Linked DNA regions of Homo sapiens: region 1 is linked to region 2. The links are chromatin loops, found by intact Hi-C in ENCODE. Cell type or tissue: PC-3. All regions are shown on one strand. Region 1 has its middle 790 kb from the start of MIR4268. Region 2 overlaps LOC105373896 (a long non-coding RNA gene).

Region 1 (5,000 bases), 79 kb before region 2:
GCTCTTGTTTGGGTTCCATATTTTAGTGGAAATTTTTAATCTGAAATAAATAAGGTAATGTTCCTGGAGTTTCCATTGCTGGGTACCATGATCTCTAAAGTGAGATATATGTAACCCAGAGAGGAGCAAAATAGTTCTTTGTGGGAAGGTAAAATTATTAGAACTGCTATTAATATTTACATTTTATAGAGAGAAAGAAATTCATTGAACCTAAGTGATCTTTGTTCTACAGATTGTCACTGGCATGCTCTCTGGGACCAGAAGTTAGATGATGGTGTGTCACGTACCCTGTACCATATATGGGGTTGGAGCAAAGGTTTCATCCTGGTGCCCACACTCCCATGTGCTCTGGGGATCACGACATACTTCAACTTAAACAGACCCAGTTAAGTGGGTTTGAGAAGGGACTTGAGAAGTTTCTCTCAATGAGGCACCAGATCAAAAGTAAAACTAATGGTAGAACAAGGAAACCAAACAAGATAGGAGAACTTGTACTTCTGTTCCCAGCACAAACTGCTTATTAGCCACATGAAGAGCTAAAAGCAATAGCAATCTAAATAAGCCTAAAGAAGCTGGCTAACACATTTGAAATAGTCAAGAAGAACATCTGAACTATGGATCTGTAACATTGAATGATAAACCTTGCCCTAAATCAATGGTTCTAAATCAGGGGTGACCATGCCCCTGAAGAGACATTTGGAATACTAGCAATGCCTAGATATTTTTAGTTATTAAAACTGAAACGTGCTATTGGCCTCTAATTGGGAGAGACCAGGGATGTAGTTAAACCTCCTATAATGTACATTGTATAGCTCCCACCACCAACAAAGAATTATCTGGCCCCAAATCAATAGTGTTGATGTTGAGAAACCTTGAACTAAATTAAATATGTATTGTGCCTTGAGATAGCAAATGTATATTATCTAGGCATATACAATTTATAAAGTAACATATAAAGTTAAACTTATAACAATATATATTCAAAATACATTTATGGGAGACAACTGTAAATCAGTAAAAGAGTTCGGACACCATCAGAATAGCACATATCAGATGCTTGTAAAAGTTATTGTTCGCCTTTATTTAAAGGCTGGTTAAAGTTTTTGAAACCATGTCACTGGACTTATTGAAGAATCTGTGATTATAGAATATAAAATAGAAGATGAAGAAGCGCATTAGCTGCCTTCAGAAAGCTGAAAGAGTATTCTGTAGAAGAAAGATTTGTCTTAGTGGTGTATCTCCAGAGAGTCAGAGCTAAGATCACTTAAAAACCAAAAGGACTATTTTGATGGAATAGAAGGAAGATTTTTCTAACAATTTTCTTGTCCAGGTGATGAAATGAGCCGATGCACTATAGGCTGTTCTCACTTGGGATGGAATGTTGGCCAAGATGAGCTATATGGGCCTCAGCTTGACAATTCTGCAAATTTCTTCTTAAAAGTGTAAACAGCTTCTCATGCAGTTTGTGCTGTACTCCAATGTGCCACACTATGTCTTTAAAGTAGAGGTTGCTAAGTTGTGGTTCTTAGAAATGTGGTTTGTTTTCAGAATGGTGTTTAAAAGCAATTATAAAATAATACTCAATATTTAGCAATTTTTTTTTCTTATTCAACTTTTATTTTAGAATAAAGAGGATACATGTGCAGGTTTGTTACAAAGGTATATTGTGTGATGCTAAGGTTTAGAGTATGACTGAATCCGTCACCCAGGTAGTGATCAGGGTACCCAATAGGAAGTTTTTCAGCCCTTTCCTTCCTCCTGCTCTTCCTGCTTTAGTTGACCCCATTGTTTATTATTCCCATCTTTATGTTTAGCTCCCACTTATGAGTGAGAACAAATGGTATTTGGATTTCTGTTTCCATATTAGTTCTCTTAGGATCATGCCCTCCAGCTGCATCCATGTTGCTATAAAGAACATGATTCCATTCTTTTTGATAGCTGTATAGTATTCCATAGTGTATATGTACCACATTTTCTTTATCCAATCCACCACTGATGAGTACTTGGGTTGATTCCAAGTTTTTGCTATTGTGAATATTGCTGCAATAAACATAGGGTTGCATGTGTCCTTTCAGTAGAATGGCTTATTTCCCTTTGGGTACAACTTATGGTAGTTCAACTCTTCATTTTTGAGAAATCTTCAGATTGCTCTCCACAGTGGCTGGGCTAATTTACATTCCCACCAAGAGTTTGTAAGTGTCTCCTTTTCTCCACAGCCTTGCCAATATCTGTTGTTTTTTGACTTTCTAACAAAAGTCATTCTGACTGGCGTGAGATGGTATCTCATTGTGGTTTTGGTTTGTGTTTCTCTGATGATTCACGATGATGAGCATTTTTTCATATGTTTATGGGCCACTTACATGTTTTCTGTTGAGAAGTGTCTGTTCATGTCTTTTGCCTATTTTTTGTTGAACTTGTGTGGATCAGCTGGTTGTAAATGTGTGGCTTCATTTCTGGGTTCTGTAATCTGGTCTATTGGTCTATGTGTCTGTTTTTGTGCCATTACTATGCTGTTTTGGTTACTATAGCCTTATAGTATAGTTTGAAGTCAGGTAATGCGATGCCTCTGGCTTTGTTCTTTTTGCTTAGGGTTGCTTTGGCTATTTGTGCTCTTTTTTGGTTCCATATGAATTTTATAGTTTTTTATAGTTATGTGAAAAGTGACATTGGCAGTTTGATAGAAATAGAATTGAATCTGTAAATGGCTTTGGGAAGTATGGCCATTTTAACACTATTGATTCTTCTGATTCACGAGCATGAAATATTTGTCCATTTATTTGTGTCATCTCTGATTTTTTTCAGCAGTGTTTTGTAGTTCTTGTAGAGATCTTTCACCTCCTTGGTTAGCTGTATTCCTAGGTATTTAATTTTCTTCATGGCTATTATAAATGGAATTGTGGTCTTAATTTGGCTCTTGGGTAGAACATTATTGGTGTATAGAAATGCTGCTGACTTTTGTATATTGATTTTGTATCCTAAGACTTTACTGAAGTCATTTGTCAGTTCTAAGAGCTTTTGGGTGAAGTTTTTAGGGTTTTCTAAGTATGGAACCATATCGTTAACAAAGAGACATAGTTTGACTTCTTTCCCTATTTGGATGCCTTTTATTTCTTTCTCTTGCCCGATTGCTCTGGCTAGGACTTCCTGTGCTATGTGGAATAGGAGTGGTGAGAGTAGGCATTCTTGTCTTGTTCCAGTTCTCAACATTTGGAAAGCAAATGGACTTAACATAAGCAATCCAGGTTTCAGGTTTCAGATTTCTTCTGTAATATGAATAGATATGTCAATATCAAGTCCATATTACTACCTAGCAACCAGAAGCTGGGATTGTCTGCTTTGCTCATTTCTATAACCTGCTTTAACCCTACAGTACTTGAGTTTTGGAGGTAAGTAGTCGTTTAGGAAGCTGACTATAGCCACAAGACTTGGCTGCTTATCCTTCTGCCTTCATTTACTAGTGGTGTAACCTTTGGCAAGGTACTTACCTTCTCTTTAATTTTTTCATCTGGGATATGAAGATAACAATAATACCTACCTCATAGGGGTATATAAAGATTAATTGAACTCACTACATACAAAGTCCCTGGAATAGTTCCTGACACATAGCAGGTGTTCAGTAAACGTGACAATTATTTCAGTTTGTGGCCCCTGATAGAAAGGCTGCCTGCTATCACACATTCTTGGAAGAGTGTTTGAGTCAGCATGGGTCCATTGATCTGACATTACCATTTTAATGGATGTTGCACTAGGAACACAAGTCATGTTTCCATGCAGAAATTGAAGCAATAGTCTAGACCATTTTTATATGTCAGCCCTATGACTACATAGAGTAATGAAAATGAAATAAAAAGTGGTTGGGGAGATGAGAAAGGACAGTTTGCTCTGTTTTATGTATCTTTGATAATTTCATGTCAGAAGTTCACCGTGGAAACATGAATCTACACAACTATGACTTTGGGGGAACAATGGACACTATCACTATAGTTCAGCACAATGACACTGGAGACTAGAGGAGAGAACTTGAAAGAGAAATTTAGACGAGATGGAAAGAATAATGTTCAAAGATGTCTATTCAAGCACCAAAGGATAACTTCAGTTCCCAAAGACAACTAACCTAGCATTTCATCATCTAGGATATTCCAATCAGTTAATTTCAAACGAAGCTTGAGTTAAAATTGCATTGTCATCTTGCCTTGCTCGAATTAAAGGTTTATTTTTATTAGTTGGATAGGTTTTCTTTCAGTTTTACGGAAAAAATTGAAAAATGGACAGAGTCCATTAGGAGATATATGGGATTTAGTGAATTTTTACCCAATGAACAAAACCTGGCTTTGAAATTGGTTGTATAACCTTCTTATTTCAGGATCAGGCTGATCAGAGATGCCACACATACCTTCTGCCATTGGTTGCTATGCAGAGCAAAACCACAAGGCCTAGAAATTGCAGGTTCGTTCATTCTTCAGTGCTTAACAATCTCCCAAGGAAGGTAGATGCATTTTCCAAGATAGCAGTTTCATCAAAGAACAGCCGATAATGACAGATAAAGAGCAGCCTGGCGGCTTGAGCTTATGTCCGTTTCAAGGATTTACTGAATACTAATAGAACACAGCTTTTGTTGAGAAAATGCCTTTGCAGTCAGTGATTGCCTTGTGTCGTTAAACCTAGCCACCAATTGTTTTGCCCCACAGGATCTGTAATACTTTACCAAATCAGGGAAAAATATTAATTAGATTTTTTTTAATTTAGGAAGAAGTTCGACTTTAAGTATGTATTTATTTATTCAATAGTGAAAAGATTTGTGTGTATGGTGAGTGATTTCCGTTTCGTTACTATAGAGTGACACATGGTACATGTGGGAGGCAGAATGAAATGATCTGTAATCCCATTCTAATAAAGGCAGTTTGAAGCATATGTTATTGGGCCATCCCGTACATACACACCCTGAACTACACAATTATGCTTTTCATTACATGTTATGTTACACTTTCTCTATTTGTATA
Region 2 (5,000 bases):
TCCAGACACAGATGGCAGGACAGAGCAGAAACCAGAGGAACTGTTCTGGATGAGCTGGGTAAGACACGAATGTGGAAAGGTAGACACACACACAGAAAAGACAAGCACAGAAATGGCTGGGGAAAGAGGGACAACTGGAAGGACTATTCTGGAGTTTGAGAGAATGGCCAAATGTAGAGTCATCGGCACTTATAGATGGAGTTTCAGCGATCTTGTAGAGCGCCTTTAGGTAGGTAAGTGAAACTAGAAGTGAAGGCAGGCTGCGAATGAGAGAAAAGTTGAGGAGGTAGAGGGAAATCAGATGCATATCCTTGAAACCGCTGTGGATCTGCTAACTCATTCAGGGAGCAGGCAGGTAATGGAAGTCAGTGAAGGGGGTCAGTTGTGAGCACCTGGAACAAGCATGCTTGGTCTAAATAGATAGCAGAGACAGCTCCGGGTGATTGTGGTCATTCAGGATCACAAGTCTTACTGCCCTGCTAAGGGTGCCAATGTATGCAGCTCTTGAAAATGGGCTTCAATTTGTCTTTAAGACATCACGCTTGCCAAATCTGTGTATACCAAATCAACTGGGTTTGTGGGCTAGTTTGCTACCTTTGGACTACTTAGTATCTATGATCCTTTATATCTCTCAATTTTCATCATGTGAGTAAAGGATTAGAGATGTCACCCAGGAGTGTTGTCCAGTACTTCAAAAAAAGAGAAAGACAGTTGCCTTACACATGTGAGTTGCCTTATGTAAGCATAATGGGAGTCAAGAATAGTCACTAACAGGCTGCCTTGATCAAAGCATAGAACTAAGCACAAAGAAGATGTACTTTATATCACACTAATGGGTCTGTTCTCCGTTTGGAGCATGAACTATAAAAAATAGCAAGCTTGATCACTTGTATGTCTTTTCCTTGAAGAAGTGTCTGTTCATGTCTTTTGTCCACTTTTTCATGGGGCTATTTGTTTATTCTTGTCAAGTTCCTTATAGATTCTGGATGTTAGACCTTTGTCAGATGCATTGTTTGCAAATATTTTCTCCCATCCTGTAGACTGTTTATTCTGTTGATAGCTCCTTTTGCTGTGCAGAAGCTCTTTAGTTTAATTAGGTCCCACTTGTCAATTTTTGTTTTTGTTGCAATTGCTTTTGAGGACTTAGTTATAAATTCTTTCCCAGGGCTGATAATCCAGAATGATGTTTCCTATGTTAGTAATAATGAGAAAAATGCAAACTGAAACCACAATGAGATACCATCTCACACCAGTCAGAATGGCTATTATTAAAAAGTCAAATAACAACAGATGCTGGTGAGGCTATGGAGAAAAAGGAATGCTTAGACACTGTTGGTGGGAATGTAAATTAGTTCAGCTACTGTGGAAAGTAGTTTGGAGATTTCTCAGAGAACTTTAAAAAGAACTACCATTCAACCCAGCAATCTCATTACTGGGTACATATTTAAAAGAAAATGAAACATTTTACCAAAAGACACATGCACTCATATGTTCATTGCAGCACTATTCACAATAGCAGAGACATGGAATCAACCTCGGTGCTCATCAGTAGTAGACTGGATTAAAAAAAAGTCATATACACTGTGGAATATATGCAGCCATAAAAAAGAACAAAATCATGTTTTTTTGCAGCAAACCAGATGCATCTGGAGGCCATTATCTTAAACAAATTGACCCAGGAATAGAAAACCAAATATCACATGTTTTCACTTATAAGTGTGAGCTAAATATTGGGTACTCATGGACATAATGATGGCAACAATGACACTGGGGACTACTGGAGTGGGAAGGGAGGGAGGGAGCAAGGGTGTAAAAACTATTGGGTACTATGCTCACTACCTGGCTGACAGGTTCAGTTATATCCCAAACCTCAGCATCATACAATATACCTTTGTAACAAACTTGCACATGTACCCCCCTTATTCTAAAGTAAAAGTTAAAATTATATTAAACAAATGATAAGGATACACTAGTCGGCATTCAGAGAAAACTGGCCAGGAATGTGAGGCTCTTCTTTTTCCAAGTCTAAAGAGAAATTGTTGAATTACTTGGCTATCATTCAACAATGAGTCAGTGGAACTGTTTTCACATTTCGAAAGAATGTCTTTAGAAAGAGGAATTTAATTTATTCCAACCAGCACAAGTGGACTTTGTGATAGAATTTCCTCCCATTTAATGAGTGTCTTTCCATTGTCAGAACCATCTGTGTGGGAGTGAACTGCCCAGGGAGCAGGAGCTTCCCATCTCTGGAAGGGACCATACACAAAATGCACAACCACCAGAATTAGTGTTGAAGGAACTCAAACATGCAGTGGATTTTTGTAAGACGACCGTTTATGAGCCTGTAATCTGTGTTTTTATTATTCTATGTTTCCTCGCAAATGAACAAAGTTTTGAAGAACTTGCGTGAAGTCAACCCGAATATGTGCCCCAACGATCCTGTAGCTCTGGTTTGTCACCATCACTTCCCTGGCTAACTCAGTAAGCCACAAGGCATGAGTGACTGCAATTTTGGGCCATGTTCAATCTGAACACATTCCCGGATTCTTTAACACGTTTGCAACATCAAAGGATAGGAAGCAGGAGAGGCAATTAGACGCAGTGCTTGGTAATCAAGTTGAAATCCTTTTACTACTTGTAAGGAGCATTTATTAAGCCCCTGCTAGGTACCATTTCTATGCTAAGCCTTTCCTTAATTTATCTCATTTTGTCTTTTTAACACCCCTATGTGGTTGCTACACTCTCAGTACCTATTTAACACTTGAGGGAAGTTAGGGCCCCAAATCAGAGCCAACAAATGAACCCAGGTCTCTCTGAGATCCATACAACCTTGGACAAGTCATTTAGTCCCTGGAAAAATTAGTTTTGACATTTTTTAAATGAAGATACTCTTTTTAGCTTGGAAGTTTGTAGTTTCAAGTGAGCACCTCCATGTGAACTTTCTGTAAATTTTAACGTGCAGATATTACTGTAAAAATATGTGAATCCATGAAAAAGAACCTCAGTGTGTTTTTCTATTGCTACATAGGTAGAAGAGGTAGAAGAAGATGTCTTGTGATTATGGACTTTTTGAGTTAGCAGTGATTTAAAACCTTTTATAATTCTATGCTATGCCCTGGAAGTAATGAAGAAAAGAATTAAAAAGACAAACTGCCACGTAGACAGATCTCAGTATTTAAAAATCAAGCTTATAATGGGATAAGCAATTGTCTCTATGTGAGACCTGGCAATTTAAATGCTAAAAGTAGAAAAGCTGGAAAATAATATTTACATTTTAATGCAATATTCAACTAAGTGGCTCCTCATCTTTAAAATATTTGAGAAGCCTGATTTTCTAGAATATAAAAATACAAATTATATTGTATTTCTTTGAACAGGAGTGGCTGTGTACTAGTAGTGAGAGTGCACTAGGTACAATTTATCTCAATTAAAATCAGCCACATCTTCCTTGATCTTTATTGAGTGTGTGTGTTTCATTTAAATAAAGTCATAATCCCTTCTCCAGATACACACACCCTTTCACCAAACTCCTTAGAAAATGAGCTCCCATTTTATTGTGTTTATGTATAAACAGAACAGTTATTTGGAAAAAGTATTTGAGAGTCCACCTATCTAGCTGACAATGATAAGTTCAATTTGTGGGTTTTTCTTAATCTTCTTGTTCTCATGCTTTGAAAAATATCTTCACGATTAGAAACCATTTCTGTATACATTATTAACATATTTGACACTACACGAGGTAGCCTATGTTTGTATCACATTTCCTTCTGAGAAGAGCAGCTGGTTCCTTTTGCTGCTTAGTAAAGACGAAGGTTATTTTTCTCCGTCTTAAATGTTTGCCTTCTATCAGGCCTACCCTTGGGTTAGTTCTGGCCCTATTCCCTCCTTAAAGCCTGAATCAAATACTGACTGGAGTTTGGTTTCTTTCCTATCTCTACAGCAATTACCGTTGACACTACCTACTAAAACACTTACAAGACAGCAGGACTCAATTGTTTTTCCCCTCAGCAGAATACAGTAGTGAAAGAGAATCCTTAAATGGATGCCTAATATGTAAAATAGGAAGAGCCTAGCAGGGCCTTTCTGTTACAATCCATTAGACCTGAGTTAGGAACCTCTAGTGAATTCTTATAATTTTATGTTGCCTTGACATCTATTTTCTTTCTTTCTTTCTCTTTCTTTCTTTCTTTCTTTCTTTCTTTCTTTCTTTCTTTCTTTCTTTCTTTCTTTCTTTCTTTCTTCCTTTCTTTCTTTCTTTCTTTCTTTCTTTCTCTTTCTTTCTTTTTTTTTTTTTTTTGATGGAGTCTTGCTCTGTCACCCAGACTGGATGCAGTGGCACGATCTCCGCTCACTGCAACATCTGCCTCCCAGGTTCAAGCGATTCTCCTACCTAAGCCTCCTGAGTAGCTGGGATTATAGACGCCCAGCTAATTTTTCTATTTTTTGTAGAGACAGGGTTTCACCATCTTGGCCAGGCTGGTCTTGAACTCCTGACCTCATGATCCACACACCTCAGCCTCCCAAAGTGCTGGGACATCTATTTTCAATACAAGTTTAGCTTTTTCATGCCATAAGGGCTCAGTCACCCTTCACAGTTTCCAGTTCTACACTACACCCAGATGGCTCAAGCCTATAGCCAGAGATAAAAACTTAGAGGCATCTCTTTCATCTTGTTTCCCAGAAACTTCCTTTAAAGGGACCATTCAGGTGTTTATTTTTCAATTGGTGCAAAAAAAAAAAAAAAAAAAACGCAATTACTTTTGCACCAACCTAATCTTTGCCCATGAACTTAAAGTGACATGCATCCTATTCCCTTATATATACTGCTAGTTGCCACAATCTGTGCACTCACTCACTCTCTCTCTCTGACTCTTCATTCCTGCATCACGTGACTGGGACAGTCCTTATTGCCAGAGCAATGGTCAGGCAGTTGCACACGGGTCATACAAGAGCTACAAGGGCATCTTCCAGTATAAACAAGTTTCCCGTGTGAGGGACCT

The links. A loop is a pair of places that touch in the nucleus more often than their neighbours do. Peaks named below come from ENCODE experiments on the same cell type or tissue, not always from the same donor. Only the 100,000 strongest peaks of a DNase experiment are listed, where the experiment ranks them.
Region 1: it touches region 2 in a loop (2.6-fold over the local background); 1 of 110 quality-filtered maps calls a loop at or near these places.

What each region holds. Positions count from the first base shown.
Region 1 is chr2:220,699,040-220,704,039 of GRCh38, forward strand. No RefSeq gene overlaps it. Among named protein-coding and RNA genes, the nearest start is that of MIR4268, 790 kb to the left of the region's middle. In PC-3, no CTCF peak of the experiment used is centred here; a DNase peak (open chromatin) is centred at 2,292.
Region 2 is chr2:220,778,037-220,783,036 of GRCh38, forward strand. All of the region lies in intron 3 of LOC105373896 (a long non-coding RNA gene), which reads left to right. Among named protein-coding and RNA genes, the nearest start is that of EPHA4, 790 kb to the right of the region's middle. RefSeq lists an enhancer at 3,705-4,246. In PC-3, no CTCF peak of the experiment used is centred here; a DNase peak (open chromatin) is centred at 2,095; H3K4me3 peaks cover 432 bases; H3K27ac peaks cover 444 bases.